Linked DNA regions of Homo sapiens: region 1 is linked to region 2. A link is an interaction called in ENCODE POLR2A ChIA-PET data of the cell type or tissue named here. Cell type or tissue: endothelial cell of umbilical vein. All regions are shown on one strand. Links, peaks and the distances in the headings refer to the core of each region. The heading gives the core; the rest is flanking DNA. Region 1 has its middle 4.0 kb from the start of HOXB1. Region 2 overlaps SKAP1 (src kinase associated phosphoprotein 1).

Region 1 (2,864 bases), core at 365-2,864, 130 kb after region 2:
TATCTGATCTGGCAGCCCTGCTTCTGAGAGACTTGAGACTTGTTCACCTTCCACCTTTTCCTCATCCCGGGGAGAATCTTCTCACCCCATCCTTTGCCTTCATAATTAAGGGAACAATTTGAGGTCTAAAGGAAGAAGTGAATTTCAAATCAGTTTAATAAAACAGCACAAATCTGGGAATTGAGGAATGCATTCCCTTTATAACAGCTGAAGTCACCAACAATCTATTATTCATGACAGCAAGCAAAGACTGAGGCAAAAGTGCCCTAAGTTGGCTGGGTGCAGTCCCAGCACTTTGGAAGGCCAAGGCAAGAGGATCACTTGAGCCCAGGACTTCGAGACCAGCCTGGGCAAGATGGTGAGACCACATCTCTACAAAAATAAATAAATACAAAAATTAGCTGGGTGTGGTGGTGCCTCCCTGAAGTCCCAGCTGCTCAGAAGGGAGGATGGCTTGAGCCCAGGAGTTCAAGGCTGCAATGAGCTATGACCACACCACTGCACTCTAGCCTGGGTGACAGAGAACCTGTCTCTATTTAAAAAAAAAAAAAAAGTGCCTCAAGTTATACTGTCAATTGCAGTGATTGCCTCAGCTTTCCAAATTCACTATGCTCCCCAATTCATCCCTGAGTCATGCCACCTTCTCTTGTGTTAGCAGGGACATTAAAACTTGCCCAAATTCCTGCTGGCTCTCCCAGCCCCAGCAGAAAAGACTGGGAGAACCAAGCAACTTTGCTCCCTAGGTTCCCAATCTCCTCCTCCTCCCTAAAAGAAGCTTCGCTGACTGGAATAACCTATGGCCCATAGGATTTTTGGTGGACCAAATTAAACTCACCAGAGAGGGTCTGGGTGGACCCAACACCAAAATGAAATAAAGTTGATGTCCTAGTTTGTATGATCTGCTTGTACATAAAAGAGAGCAAGGAGAACATAGACATGTTTGGAACTGAAGTTATCTTTGACAGTTTTCACTCCTTATCACACTGAGAATGCAGGCAAGGAAACTATCTAACCAGAATGGGGATATATTAGAAGTTTAACCTCAGATTCTGGTCCTTTCTGTGAAGGAAGCTGCTTCAGCTGGGGGCTTGGCAGGAGCAATCTAAATTCTCTCATTAGACCTTAAATGTCTCTATCTGCTCTCCCCAGCCCAAATCTAGGGAGGCCAAACCCAAGATCAAAGGTTGGGGCTAGGCCAGTGAGGTGGCTCATGCCTGTAATCCCAGCACTTTGGGAGGCCAAGGAGGGCAGATCACCTGAGGTCGGGAGTTCAAGACCAGCCTGACCAACATGGTGAAACCCCCATCTCTACTAAAAAATACAAAAATTAGCCGGGTGTGGTGGCAGGCACCTATAATCCCAGCTACTCAAGAGGCTGAAGCAGGAGAATCGCTTGAACCCGGGAGGCGGAGGTTGCAGTGAGCTGAGATCGCACCATTGCACTCCAGCCTGGGCGACAGAGCAAGACTCAAAAAAAAAAAAAAAAAGTTGGGGCTTAGGAAGTAAAGAATATTCATAATTTTTTCCTTCTTTCTTTCTTTTTTTTTCAGGCAGGGTTTCGCTCTGTTGCCCCAGGCTAGAGTGCAATGGTGTAATCACGGCTCCCTACAGCTTTGACCTCCTGGGCTCAAGCGATCCTCCCACCTCAGCCTCCTGAGTAGGTAGGACTACAAGCATGCACCACCACAAGTTTTTCACTATGAGATGAATTGTTTTTGTTGCTGTTAGAGAAAGGATATTTCTTTTAATGCAAGCTAATTAAACTGTCATAAATCTGGTTGAGAACCTTAGACTGTATGTAGTACATATTGTAATGGGATTAGTGCTAGCTATGTGGGCCAGAATAGTTGGGTTCAAGCCCTTGCTTGGCCATTTTTTTTTTTTTTTTTTAATACAGGGTCTCACTTTGTCACCCAGGCTGGAGTGCAGTGGCGCAATCTCGGCCCGCTGCAACCTCTGCCTCCCAGGCCCAAGCAATCCTCCCACCTCAACCTCCCAAGTAGCTGGGATCACAGGTGTGTGCCAACATACCCAGCTAATTTTTTGTATTTTTGGTAGAGATGGGGTTTTACCATGTGGCACAGGCTGGTCTCGAACTCCCAAGCTTGGGCAATTCACCCGCCTCAGCCTCCCAAAGTGTGGGATTACAGGCGGGAGTCACTGTGCCTGGCCTTTGCTTGGCCACTTCTTAGCATTGTGGCCCTGGACAAGTTTCTTGATTTCTATTAGTCTCAGCCTCGGAGAAAAAGAATGGGTTTAATACTACTTATCTTGCTGCCTTGTTAGTAGGATTAAAGCAAACAAGAAAATACAAACCACAGGGAACTCTCTAAATGTATGATATTAACTTTAAATCACATTCTGAAATGCTATGAGTCAGTCTTCTGCTTTTTAATATAACTAGCATATTAAAATATGGAAATAAGTAGGCTGGGTGCGGTGACTCATGCCTGTAATCCCAGCACTATGGGAGGCTGAGGCAGGCAGATCACCAGAGGTCAGGGGTTCGAGACCAGTCTGGCCAACATGGTGAAACCCTGTGTCTATTAAAAATACAAAAATTAGCCGGGCGTGGTGGCACACACCTGTGGTCTCAGTTACTCAGGAGGCTGAGGCAGGAGAATTGCTTGAACCTGGGAGGTGGAGGCTACAGTGAGCCGAGATCACGCCATTGAACTCCAGCCTGGGTGACACAGTGAGATTCTGTCTCAAAAAACAAAAAACGAAAAACGAACAAAAACTTATCTATCTATCTATCTATCTATCTATCTATCTATCTATCTATCTATGTGTGTGTGTGTGTGTGATAGGAGGAGAATAGCATTTAGGCTATATTTTCATGTAACATAGCACCATATATTATA
Region 2 (2,914 bases), core at 199-2,698:
GTTTCACCATGTTGACCAGGCTGGACTTGAACTAACCTCAGGTTATCCGTCCGTCTCGGTTTCCCAAAGTGCTGGGATTACAGGTGTGAGCCACCGTGCCTGGCCCCGAGTGTGCATTTTACACTTATATCTCAGTTCAGACTAGTTACATTTCAAATGCTTAATAGCCACAGACAGAGAATGGCTACTACGATGATCAGTGCAGATATAGAGGATTCAAATAATAGAATTAACAGAAAAGATAACAGAAGTAAGAAGTGAACTAAACTTTGTAACCTAAAAACAGAATACAGGCTGGGCCCAGTGGCTCACACCTGTAATCCCAGCACTTTGGGAGGCCAAGGCGGGTAGATCACGAAGTCAAGAGATCGAGACCATCCTTGCCAACATGGTGAAACCCCATCTCTACTAAAAATACAAAAATTAGTCGGGCGTGGTGGCACACATCTGTAGTCCCAGCCACATGGGAGGCTGAGGCAGGAGAATCGCTTGAACCTGAGAGGCGGAGGTTGCAGTGAGCCGAGATCATGCCACTGCACTCCAGCCTGGCGACAGAGCAAGACTCCGTCTCAAAAAAACAAACAAACAAAAAAACAACAACAAAAGCAGCATACAAACTTTACAAACTACCAAGGAAAATTTATAAATATTGATTAAACACTGAATTACAGGAAAATCAATAATTTCTTAAAAATTTAAAATTAGAAATTTTTTTTTCTTTTTTTTTTTGAGACAGGGTCTTGCCTTGTCACCCAGGCTGGAGTGCAGTGGCACAATCACGGCTCACTGCAGCCTCAACCTCCCGGGCTCAAGTGATTCACCCACCTCAGCCTCCCAAGTAGCCGGGACTAAAGGCTCATGTCTCCCTAATTTATTTATTTATTTATTTTGAGATGGAGTCTAACTTATGTCACCCAGGCTGGAGTGCAGTGGTGCGATCTCGGCTCACTGCAACCTCCGCCTCCCAGGTTCAAGTGATTCTCCTGCCTCAGCCTCCCAAGTAGCTGGGATTAAAGGTGCCCACGACCATGCCTAGCTAATTTTTGCATTTTTAGTAGAGACGAGGTTTCCCCATGTTAGTCAGGCTGGTCTCAAACTCCTGACCTCAAGTGATCCGCCCGCCTCGGCCTCCCAAAGTGCTGGGATTACGGGTGTAAGCCACTGTGCCCAACCAATTTTTAAAAATTTTTTGTAGAGATAGGGTTTCACCATGTTGCCCAGGCTAGTCTTGAACTCCTGGGCTCAAGAGATCCTCCTGCCTCAGCTCCTAAAGTGCTGCAGGCATGAGCCATCGTGTTTGGCCTAGAAAGATCTTATTTTATTACCACAGTGAAATAAAACCAGAACTTGATATTAAAAAGAGTAAACAAACCCCTCTACACTTAAACATTAAAAACACATACTCCTACATATATTATGAGTCAAAGAGAAACTCAAAAATTATAATTACCACTTAGGAGAAAACAGCCTATATAAAATGTTACAAGATATGACCAGCATCATGGAGTGACAAATTCATAGACTTAAATATTTTCGATGTTAAATAAGAAAGAACATAAGTAAATGCAATAAACACCAAACTCAAGAAGTCAGAACAGAACAATAAAACAAGTCTATGGGGAAAAGGAGGAAGGAAACAATAAAGATAAAAGCAGAAATTAGTGTATCAGAACAATGGTTTTCTAACAGTGCTCTCTGGATTCACAAGCCTCTGATAAGAAAGAAAAAGAGTGGGAAATTCCCTTCTCCTCACTCCCCTTTGATTTAATCACAAGTGCTTGGCTTTTATATGCCAGGATTTCACATACGGTTTTATTTTTTTTAAAGAGTTCCATTGTACAACTTAGTGGGTAAAAATCATAAGCCTTAAAAATAGCGGGGAAAGGCCAGGTGCAGTGGCTCACGCCTGTAATCCCAACACTTTAGGAGGCCCAGGCAGGCAAACTGCTTGAGCCCAGGGGTTCGAGACCAGCGTGGGCAACATGATGAAACTCCACAGAAAAATACAAAAATTAGCCAGGCATGGTGGCGCATGTCTGTAGTCCCAGCTACTTTGAAGGCTGAGGCAAGAGGATTGCTTGAGCCCAGGAGATGAAGGCTTCAGTGAGCTGAGATCATGCCACTGCATTCCAGCATGGGCAACAGAGTGAGACTTTGTCTCCAAAAAAAAAAAAGGCAGGGGAGGAATATATAAATGCTACATAAGTGTAAGTGTAAGAGCTGGAATTTTTCAGAGGGGGGGGAATCCAGTAAATGATAAACCATTAGTAAATGCAATCAAGAAGAAGGAGAGAAAGCACAAATATACAAAAATTAGGCAGAGTAAAAAGGAGCAAAAACAAAATTTTTAGAAAGATCATGAAATACTTTACAAAAGTGGTAAGAGTTCAAGTGCTTTTAATTTCTTTCTTTGTACTTTTATATATAATTTAAGTTTTGTGATAACAAGAATCATTTTATCTCTTTAAAAAGATATTTTGAAAAATAAAGTGCCATGTAAACAAAATAAAACACCAGGCAAATAAATTTGAAAATCTCAATGAAAAGTTGCTGAGAAAAATATAAATTTCTAAAACTAAATTGAGAAATGAAAAACCTGAATTCTGAATAAGCTAATAAGCAGGGGGAAAGAAAGTTGCCGAAATGTTTTTTATTTATTAAGTTCAAGTTTAGATAGTTTTATACATGTCTTTCAAACCTTTGAGTAATAAATAATTCTCATTCTATATAAACTATCCCAGAGCATACAAAAAGAGGAAAAGTTCAAATATTTGGTAAAAGCTACCATAACCCTAGTTCTAAAAGCACAGAAAGCAATCAGTTTAAGGTTAGTAGAGAGACAAAAGTCCTATATAAAATACTAGTAAATCAAACTTAGTAATACATTAAAATATTAATGTAAAGCTTATATTGG

Evidence for each region. Peaks named below come from ENCODE experiments on the same cell type or tissue, not always from the same donor. Only the 100,000 strongest peaks of a DNase experiment are listed, where the experiment ranks them.
Region 1: POLR2A ChIA-PET joins it to region 2 with 7 read pairs; 4 of 35 experiments call an interaction of 5 or more read pairs at or near these places.

The regions. Positions count from the first base shown.
Region 1 is chr17:48,533,584-48,536,447 of GRCh38, forward strand. No RefSeq gene overlaps it. Among named protein-coding and RNA genes, the nearest start is that of HOXB1, 4.0 kb to the left of the region's middle. In endothelial cell of umbilical vein, for the core only: no CTCF peak of the experiment used is centred there; no DNase peak of the experiment used is centred there.
Region 2 is chr17:48,405,693-48,408,606 of GRCh38, forward strand. The region is part of intron 1 of SKAP1 (src kinase associated phosphoprotein 1); the gene reads right to left. Among named protein-coding and RNA genes, the nearest start is that of SKAP1, 23 kb to the right of the region's middle. In endothelial cell of umbilical vein, for the core only: no CTCF peak of the experiment used is centred there; a DNase peak (open chromatin) is centred at 1,709; H3K27ac peaks cover 351 bases.